Regions from separate parts of the Homo sapiens genome. Here region 1 is linked to region 2. A link is an interaction called in ENCODE POLR2A ChIA-PET data of the cell type or tissue named here. Cell type or tissue: Panc1. All regions are shown on one strand. Region 1 has its middle 9.7 kb from the start of GNA11. Region 2 holds the start of TLE2 (TLE family member 2, transcriptional corepressor).

What was found. Peaks named below come from ENCODE experiments on the same cell type or tissue, not always from the same donor. Only the 100,000 strongest peaks of a DNase experiment are listed, where the experiment ranks them.
Region 1: POLR2A ChIA-PET joins it to region 2 with 7 read pairs; 13 of 35 experiments call an interaction of 5 or more read pairs at or near these places.

The regions. Positions count from the first base shown.
Region 1 is chr19:3,082,177-3,087,176 of GRCh38, reverse strand. No RefSeq gene overlaps it. Among named protein-coding and RNA genes, the nearest start is that of GNA11, 9.7 kb to the left of the region's middle. In Panc1, no CTCF peak of the experiment used is centred here; no DNase peak of the experiment used is centred here.
Region 2 is chr19:3,028,305-3,033,304 of GRCh38, reverse strand. It overlaps TLE2 (TLE family member 2, transcriptional corepressor), which reads left to right and starts at 4,025. Exons shown (of 20, transcript NM_003260.5): 1 at 4,025-4,424; 2 at 4,502-4,599; 3 at 4,923-4,986. The coding sequence starts at 4,401. In Panc1, no CTCF peak of the experiment used is centred here; no DNase peak of the experiment used is centred here; H3K4me3 peaks cover 580 bases.

The sequences.
Region 1 (5,000 bases), 54 kb before region 2:
ACCTCGTGACCTCCCCACCTCGGCCTCCCAAAGTGCTGGGACTACAGGCATGAGCCAGCGCGCCCAGCCTTGAGCATTTATTAAAGAAACTCCGTGGACCGGGCGCAGTGGCTAACGCCTGTAATCCCAACACTTTGGGAGGCTGAGTCAGGCAGATCACAAGGTCAGGAGATCGAGACCATCCCGGCTAACACAGTGAAGCCCTGTCTCCACTAAAAAAATTCAAAAAAATTAGCCAGGCCTGGTGACGGGTGCCTGTGGTCCCAGCTACTTTGGAGGCTGAGGCAGGAGAATGGCATGAACCCAGGAGGCGGAGCTTGCAGTGAGCAGAGATTGTGCCACTGCACTCCAGCCTGGGCGACAGAGCGAGACTCAGTCTCAGATAATAATAATAATAAAAGAAACTCCGTGGAAACCCCCTCCTGGCTGCAGGGCTGTCCTGGGCATTGTTGGGAGGAGATCCAGTGGGGAGCAGGAACAACAGTTGGGGCCAGGCTCAGCGACTCACGCCTGTAATCCCAGCACTTCAAAAGGCTGAGGTAGGAGGATAGTTAGAGGGCAGGAGTTGGAGCCTAGCCTGGACATCACCACAAAACCCCATCTCTACAAAAAAATTTAAAAATTAGGCCGGGCGCGGTGGCTCAAGCCTGTAATCCCAGCACTTTGGGAGGCCGAGGTGGGCGGATCATGAGGTCAGGAGATCGAGACCATCCTGGCTAACACGGTGAATCCCGTCTCTACTAAAAATACAAAAAATTAGCCGGGCGAGGTGGCGGGCGCCTGTAGTCCCAGCTACATGGGAGGCTGAGGCAGGAGAATGGCGTGAACCCCAGGGGGCGGAGCCTGCAGTGAGCCGAGATCGCGCCACTGCACTCCAGCCTGGGTGAAAGAGCGAGACTCCATCTCAAAAAAAAAAAAAAAAAGAAAGAAAAAAAATTTAAAAATTAGCTGGGTGTATTGATGCACGCCTGCAATCCCAGCATTTTGGGAGTCTGAGGTGGGAGGATTGCTGGGGCCAGGAGTTTGAGGCTGCAGTGAGCTGTGATTGTGCCACTGCACTCCGGCCTGGGTGACAGAGTGAGACCCTGGCAGAAAGAAAAAGAAAAGAAAAGGCCAGGCGCATTGGCTCTCGCCTGTCATCCTGGAACTTTGGGAGGCCAAGGCGGGCGGATCACTTGAGGTCAGGAGTTTGAAGCCAGCCTGGCCAACATGGTAAAACTCTGTCTCTACCAAAAAATACAAAAATTAGCTGGGCATGGTGGTGGGCACCTGTAATCCCAGCTACTCAGGAGGCTGAGGCAGGAGAATCACTTGAACTCGGGAGGTACAGGTTGCAGTGAGCCGAGATTGCGCCACTGCACTCCAGCCTGGGCAACAGAGTGAGACTCCTTCTCAAAAAAATAAAGAAAAGAAGGAAAAGGAAAGGAAAGTAGAAGAGGAGAGGGGAGGGGAGGGGGAAAAGAAAGAAAGAAAAGAAACAGGCCAGGCGTGGTGGCTCACGCCTGTAATCCCAGCACTTTGGGAGGCTGAGGCAGGCGGATCACCTGAGGTCAAGAGTTCGAGACGAGACTCAACATGGAGAAACCCCGTCTCTACTAAAAACACAAAATTAGCTGGGCGTGGTGGTGTACGCCTGTAATCCCAGCTACTTGGGAGGCTGAGGCAGGAGAATCGCTTGAACCCTGGAGGTGGAAGTTGCAGTGAGCTGAGATTGCGCCATTGCACTCCAGCCTGGGCAACAAGAGCAAAACTCCGTCTCAAAAAAAAAAAAAGAAAGAAAGAAAGAAAAGAAACAACAACATCATGGGGGGTCTTCCGTTCTCAGTGCCTACTGTGTGCCGGGAACTGGGCCAGGACACAGAAAGCCTCCTGTGGGGAAGATGGGGAAACTGAGGCCCATCCAGAGATGGGGAGTTGACCCTGGGCCCCAACCCGGAGCTGAATACTGACTCCAGCGTCCCCACCCAGAGGCTCAGAGTGACAAAGTCCACACTCACAGCAGTGCCTTCATGGCGTTGGCGGCCCCTCCCTCCCTCCTCAGCTCCCCACGGCCTCCTCCCTTCCTTGTGGCCTTGGCCTCCTGGACCTTGAGGAACTGGATTTTATGAGGGCCCGGGGTGAGAACAAGGCCATTTCCTGGCACAGAGCTGCGAGCGAGGACAAAGGTGATGGGGACCCAGGCTGAGGACAGGCAGGGTGCAAGGGCACCTATTGCCAGAACTACAGCTCCGGAGTCAGGGGGCAGGACCCTCCGCACCCAAACACCAGCCCCTCCAGGCCTCAGGGTGGAAAATGAGCACTCATTGCCTGCCATAAAGAAAATCAGCCGGCGTGGTGGCTCACGCCTGTCATCCCAGCACATTGGGAGGCCGAGGCGGGTGGATCACCTGAGGTCAGGAGTTGAAGACCAGCCTGGCCAACATAATGACACCCCGTCTCTACTAAAAATACAAAAATTAGCCAGGCATGTTGGCAGGCACCTGTAATCCCAGCTACTCAGGAGGCTGAGGCGGGAGAATGGTGTGAACCCGGCAGGCCGAGGTTGTAGTGAGCCGAGATCACGCCACTGCACTTCAGCCTGGGCGACAGAGCAAGACTCTGTCTCAAAAATTAAAAAAAGAAAAAGAAAAAAGAAAATCATCAGGCCAGGCTTGGTGGCTCACGCCTGTAATCCCAACACCTTGGGAGGCCAAGGCGGGTGGATCACCTGAGACCAGCCTGGCCAACGAGGTGAAACCCCGTCTCTGCTAAAAATACAAAAATTAGCCAGGCATGGTGGCGGGTGCCTGTCATCTCAGCTACTCGGGAGGCTGAGGCAGGGGAATTGTTTGAACCCAGGAGACGGAGGTTGCAGCGAGCAGAGATGGCGCCATTGCACTCTAGCCTGGGGGACAGAGCAAGACTCTGTCTCAGAAATAAAAAATTTAAAAAATGGTCAAGCTGGGCATGGTGGCACATGCCTCTGGTCCCAGCTACTTGGGAGGCCAAGGCATGAGGGTCACTTAAGCTCAGGAGTTCAAGAGCAGCCTGGGCAACACAGCAAGACCCCATCTCTACAAAAAATAATAAATGAGTAAGGCATGGTGGTGCATGCCTGTGGTCTCAGTTTCTTGGGAGACTGAGGTGGGAAGATCGATCGAGCCCAGGAGTTTGAGGCTGCAGTGAGGTATGATCGCACCACTGCACTCCAGCCTGGCACACAAAACGAGAACCCCTGATCTAAAACCAAACAAAAAAAAAAAGGAAGCAACTGGGATTCTCCTCCATGACTGGTGGGAATGTGAAATAGTGCGGCTACTTTGGAAAAAAGTCTAGCAGATTCTTTATTTAAAAAAATATTTTTTTGAGACGGAGTCTTGCTCTGTTGCCCAGGCTGGAGTGCAGGGGCGTGATCTCGGCTCACTGCAAGCTCCGCCTCTCAGGTTCACGCCATTCTCCTGCCTCAGACTCCTGAGTAGCTGGGACTACATGCGCCCGCCACCACGCCCGGCTAATGTTTTTTGCATTTTTTAATAGAGACGGGCTTTCACCGTGTAAGCCAGGACGGTCTCAATCTCCTGACCTCATGATCCGCCCGCCTCGGCCTCCCAAAGTGCTGGGATTACAGGTGTGAGCCACCGCATCCGGCCGGATTCTTCAAAATTTAAACAAGATCAGTTGAGCGCTGTGGCTCACGCCTGTAATCCGAGCACTTTGGGAGGCCGAGGTGGGTGGATCACCTGAGGTAGGGAGTTCGAGACCAGCCTGACTGACATGGAGAAACCCCGTCTCTACTAAAAAAATACAAAAATTAGCTGGGCATGGTAGCGCATGTTTGTAATCCCAGTTACTCGGGCGGCTGAGGTAGGAGGATCGCTTGAACCTGGGAGGCGGAGGTTGCGGTGAGTCGAGATTGCACCATCGCACTCCAGCCTGGGCAACAAGAGCAAAACTCCGTCTCAAAAAAAAAAAAATTTAAACAGGATCTAGGGCTGGCCGTGGTTCATACTTGTAAATCCAGAACTTTGGGAGGCCGAGGTGGGTGGATCACTTGGGCTCAGGAGTTCGAGACCAGCCTGGCCAACATGATGAAACCCCATCTCTACTAAAAATACAAAAGTGGCTGGGCGCGGTGGCTCACGCCTGTAATCCCAGCACTTTGGGAGGCCGAGGTGGGCAAATCACGAGGTCAAGAGATCGAGACCATCCTGGCTAACACAGTGAAACCCCGTCTCTACTAAAAATACAAACATTAGCCAGGCATGGTGGCACACGCCTGTAGTCCCAGCTGCTCAGGAGGCTGAGGCAGGAGAATCATTTGAACCAGGGAGGCAGAGGTTGCAGTGAGCCAAGATCATGCCACTGCACTCCAGCCTGGGCAACAGAGTGAGACTCCTTCTGAAAAAGATAATATTAAATAAATAAATAGATAGATAAATAAATAATATAAACAGTATCTATTTATATTTATTTTGAATAAATAAACAGGATCCAGCCATTTCATTCCTAGGTATTTTGCCAACAGAAATGAAGACATGTCAGTACAGACGCCTACACTCCATACTAACAACAGCCGTGGTTTATGCTGCTGGAAGCTGGGAGTCCGGCTCTCTGGTTCTCATCCAGCACACCCTCCCCAAGCTGTGTGACTTTCAGGGGGAGACTTGCCCTCTCTGAATCTCCATCTCTTCATCGGTGAAATAAGCGTAGTGATAAAAATTTCCGTAGGCCAACGGGCACATGGAAAGTTGCTTGGCCAGGCCCAGTGCCGCACACCTGTAATCCCAGCACTTTGGGAGGCTGAAGCTGGAGAATCGCTTGAGCCCAGGAGTCCAAGAATAGCTTGAGCAATATATCGAGACCCTATCTCTACTAAAAATACAACATTAAAAAGTAGCCACGTGTGGTGGCATGCACCTGTAGTCCCAGCTACTCAGGAGGCTGAGGTGAGAGGATTGCTTGAGCCTGGGAGGCTGAGGGTGTAGTAAGCTATGATTGCACCACTGCACTCTAGCCTTGGC
Region 2 (5,000 bases):
TCCCAGCTACTTGGGAGGCTGAGGCAGGAGAATGGTGTGAACCTGGGAGGCAGAGCTTGCAGTGAGCTGAGATGGCACCACTGCACTCCAGCCTGGGCGACAGAGTGAGACTCCATTAAAAAAAAAAATTAGCCAGGCTTGGTGTATGTCTGTAATCCCAGCTGCTCGAGAAGCTGAGGCAGGAGAATCACTTGAACCTGGGAGGCGGAGGTTGCAGTGAGCCGAGATCTGTAATCCCAGCTACTTGAGAGGCTGAGGCAAGAGAATCGCTTGAAACTGGGAGGCGGAGGTTGCAGTGAGCCGAGATCGTGCCACTGCACTCCAGCCTGGACGACAGAGCATGACTCCGTCAAAAAAAAAAAACAACCAACAAGAAGGAAGATGTGGGGTGGACAGTTGCAGACAATGAGGACAGAGGCTACCATGTATGCTCAAGGTCCAGGCAGGGGAGATGTTGGCCTCCCAGGAGCAGTGAAACACCTGCCGGAAAGGGTTTGGAATCAGCACTTCACAGACCCCCAAGAACCTGGAATCACGGACTCTTGACAGCGTAGAATGATGGCGCTCCCTGTTTGTGAGAATTTCCAAGCAGGGAGTGTGGCCGGCGGTTTCTGGCTTTAGGCTGGTTATTGAGCACTTACTGTGTGCCAGGCCCCGCAGAGACCTAGACAGGCTCAGTCCCTCCACAGCCTTCTTCGTGGTGAGGGAGACAAACAAGGACGCGAACAACCTCCGAGTAAACATACTCACATCCAAAACACACTGTGGGCTGGGCACGGTGGCTCAAGCCTGTAATCGCAGCACTTTGGGAGGCCAAGGAGGGTGGATCATCTGAGGTCAGGAGTTTGCGACCAGCCTGGCCAACATAGCGAAAGCCGGTCTCTACTAAAAACATAAAAATTAGCCAGGCGTGGTGGTGGGCACCTGTAATCCCAGCTATTCGGGAGGCTGAGGCAGGAGAATCACCTGAGCCCAGAAGGCAGAGGTTGCAGCAGTGAGCCGAGATCACGCCACTGCACTCCAGCGACAGAATGAGACTCCGTCTCAAAACAAACAAAAACAAAAAAACCGAAGGCCAGGCATGGTAGCTCACGCCTGTAATCCCAGCACTTTGAGAGGCCGAGGCAGGTGGATCACCTGAGGTCAGGAATTCAAGACCAGCCCGGCCAACATGGTGAATCCGTCTCTACTAATAATACAAAAAAAATTAGCTGGGCATGGCGGCGGGAGCCTGTAATACCAGCTACTCCAGAGGCCGAGGCAGGAGAATCGCTTGAACCCGGGAGGCATAGGTTGCAGCAGTGAGCCGAGATCGCGCCACTGCACTCCAGCCTGGGCAGCAGAGCAAGACTCCGTCTCAAAAAACAAAAACAAAAACAAACAAAAAGCCACACACTATGGTAGGAGCTGGGAAGAGAGGGAGAATAGGATGGAGAGTGTGAAAATAACGGGGTGGGCAGAAGCTGTTGAAATGGGTGGCTAGGAGGGGCCGTTCTGAGGAGGTAGCTTTTGAGCTGAGACTTGAATGATAAGAAGCAAGGGAAAAGCATTCCAGGTACAGGGAACAGAAAGTGCAATGGCCCTGAGGCTGGACTGTGCCTGGTGTGAGGCCAGTGTGACTTGGGCAGAGTGAGTGAGGGCGAAAATGACCGGAGTTGAGATCATGAAGCTGGCTGGCCGGGTGCAGTGGCTCATGCCTGTAATCTCAGTGCTTTGGGAGGCCGAGGTGGGAGGATCGATTGAGCCCAGGAATGCAAGACCAGCCTGGGCAACACAGTGAGACCTTGTCTCTATAAACAATAAACAAAACATAAAGAGATGGTGAAGGGGAAAAGGGGAAGAGTTTTGTGAAGAGCCTTGTGGGAAGAGAGATGAGTTTGGATTTATTTTGAGGGCAATAGGGAGCTAGTGAGTACTACACACACACACACACACACACACACACACACACACACACACACAATTGTATCTTTATCCCAGGCTGTGTCTCTTTTCCTCCCTTCCCAGAGCTGCCCAACCTCATCGTTCAGGTCTCATCTCCAAGGCTACCCTCCCCCAAGGGTCCTCTCCCAGACACCCCACATAAGCAGGTTTGCTTTTGTTCATCTCTATCACTGCCCTCTAAACTCTTCCTCTGTCTGTACAAATAGTCCCATAATTACCAAGCTGTGAACCTGCCTAGCCTGTCACTCACATCCCACAAACTCAGAGAGGGCAGGGATCTGTCTCCCTTATCCACCCTTACAATCCCTGTGCCTGGAAGGATGCCTGACACGTCATAGGTGCTCTGTAAATATCTGTGGGCTGGAAAACGATGGCTTTAAATTTGATAAGGGCTTTTTTTTTTTTTTTTTGAGACAAGGTCCTGCTCTGTCACCCAGGCTGGAGTGCAGTGATGTGATCTCAACTCAGTGCAGCCTTGACCTTCTGGGGCTCAGGTATCTCCCGCCTCAGCCCCCCAAGTAGCCGGGACCACAGGTGTGCATCACCATGCCTGGCTAATTATTTTTGTATTTTTTGTAGAGATACAAAAAACACAAAAATGTTTTTTTGTATTGTCGCGGTGTTGTCCACACTGGTCTTGAACTCCTGGGCTCAAGCGATCCTCCCTCCTCAGCTTCCCAAAGTGCTGGAGCTACAGGCATGACCCACCACCCCTGGCCCATTGATAAGGGCTCTTGTGCCCTTTTGTAAGGGTACAAAATGGGTTTTTGTAACCCTAACCCTTAGGTACCATTAGGTACTCGATCACCTAAGGACACAAGTCCAAGTGTCATCAAGGGGCATGGATTTTTCTCTGTTTTGTTCCCAGCTGTGCCCCAGTGTCTACAGCAGTGTGTGGTCCACAGTATGCATTTAGTACACGTTTGTTGATTGACTTCACAAACCTCTCCTGAGGTTTCTCCAAAGAGAATAAGAACTTCCCACTCCCCGGGTGGGCCTGAAGGATGCTGGCTGGATGTCTGTGGTCTCTGGTCGGGGCTGGAGCCTTTGCCGTGGGAGAGACTTGAGTCTGATGGCAGAGCTGTGGTTCTTCCAGTTCTGAGTGGGACACGGCTCCTGCCTTCAAGAAACCCAGTCTGAGAGGGGAGACAGCCCAGTCCACTGGTGATGGCAGTAGGAACACAATTCCCATCTGTGGAAGTTTGCTCTGTGTAGGGAGAGGCTGACAGCGTTCATGCACTATCTCATTTAAGTGCAGTGCCCAGTGCGGTGGCTCCCGCCCGTAATCCCAGCACTTTGGAAGGCCGAAGAGAGAGGCTTGAGTCCAGGAGTTCAAGACCAGCCTGGGCAACATAGTGAGACGCCCCCCTACTCCATCTCTGCAAAAAATTAAAAAATTAGCTGGGCGTGGTGGTGCACACCTGTAGTCCCAGCTACTGGAGAAGCTGAGGGGGAAGGATCGCTTGAGCCCAGGAGTTCGAGGCTGCAGTGAGCCATGATTGCCCCACTGTACTCCAGCCTGGGCAACACAGGGAGACCCTATCTCTGCAAAAAATTAAACCCTAAAGATAGCGCACCACCCCTGACCTTTTGCAGAGACTACTGAGGCCCCCAGAGGGCGAGGGCCCGGCATGATCTGGGAAGCAGTGTTTGCTGTGAGATTCCCTTTCTGGCAGGGTTCCCTGCCAGCGCTTGGCAAGGCTGCGTCCTGCTGACCCTTCAATCTCAACCCAATGTCACTTGCTCAGAAAAGCCATTTCCGACTCCAGACTGGTCCCCGCTCCCCGCAAGCCCCCCCCCCCGCTCCCACGGTGGGTAACACGGTGTGAATTTCTTCACTGGTTTTTCTTCTCCCGCCCCTCCGGGAGGGGGTGGGGACCCTGTTTTAAGGCACTGGGCGCCTCCCCACCCGGCCTCAGTTTCCCCAACGGCCCAGGGACTGAAGGAAGGGGGCGGGTGCCCGGGGGCCGGGGGGGGCGCGGGCGCGGGGAGGGGCGGTGCGCGGGGGTGGGCGCGGGGCGGGCCGCGGGCGCGTGGGGGCGGCGGCGCCACCTTAAGGCGGCTCAGCCCGCGGCTCCCGGCCGAGCCCCGCCGGAGGGAGGCGGCTCCGCGCGGGGCCCGCCGCCCGCGCCGCCGCCACCGAAACCCGGCCGCGGCGCGCCCGACCTTCTGCGCCGGCTGCCGCGGCCGCCCTCGCCGCGCTCCCGCCCCGGCCGCTGCCCCTGCCCGCCCCGCTCGCCCCGCGCACCCCAACCCGGGGAGGGGCTCCCACGACCCCGGGCGCGCGCGCTTGGGGGCGCGCCAGGGACTCCAGGGTCCCTTGCCCCGCGCCGCTTCTCCCTCCTCCCTCTTTCTTCGGGCAGCCTCCCCACCACCCCACTTCAGCCTCCCCCACTCTTGCCGCCTCCATATCATCAAGCTCTGGTGGCGCCTGGGGGGCTTTTCGGATCGGCAGGATGTACCCCCAGGGAAGGCACCCGGTGAGTGCGGACTGCGGGGAGGGGGCCCCCAGTGTCCGGGAACTCAGACCCTGACGTTTCCCCCACACCCCCCCCAGACCCCGCTCCAGTCCGGCCAGCCCTTCAAGTTCTCGATCTTGGAGATCTGCGACCGCATCAAAGAAGAATTCCAGTTTCTTCAGGCTCAATACCACAGGTGAGGGGGGCCGCCCCAGGGGCCGCGGGAGTTCACCTGGGCGCCGGGGCGGGGCGAGGCCTCCGGGGTATAGGGCGGGGAGGAGGGGCTCCCGGTTGGAGGGGGGGCGCGACAAAGGCCTCCAGGTGGAAGCGCAGGTGCAGAGGGGTCTGGGGACAGTCAGAGCTGGGGCATTTGGAGCCCAGGAAGGGGCGGGGAGGGACTGGGACAGGAGGTGGGGGGAGGTCTGTAAGGAAGTCGGGAGGGGGAGATCCAGCCTCTCACTTTGGAAGCCGGCCCACATGGGGCGGGTGGGAGCCCCTTGCCCTCTCTCTTCTTCTCAGCCTCAAGCTAGAATGTGAGAAGCTGGCCAGCGAGAAGACGGAAATGCAGCGACATTATGTCATGGTGAGGGCACTTAT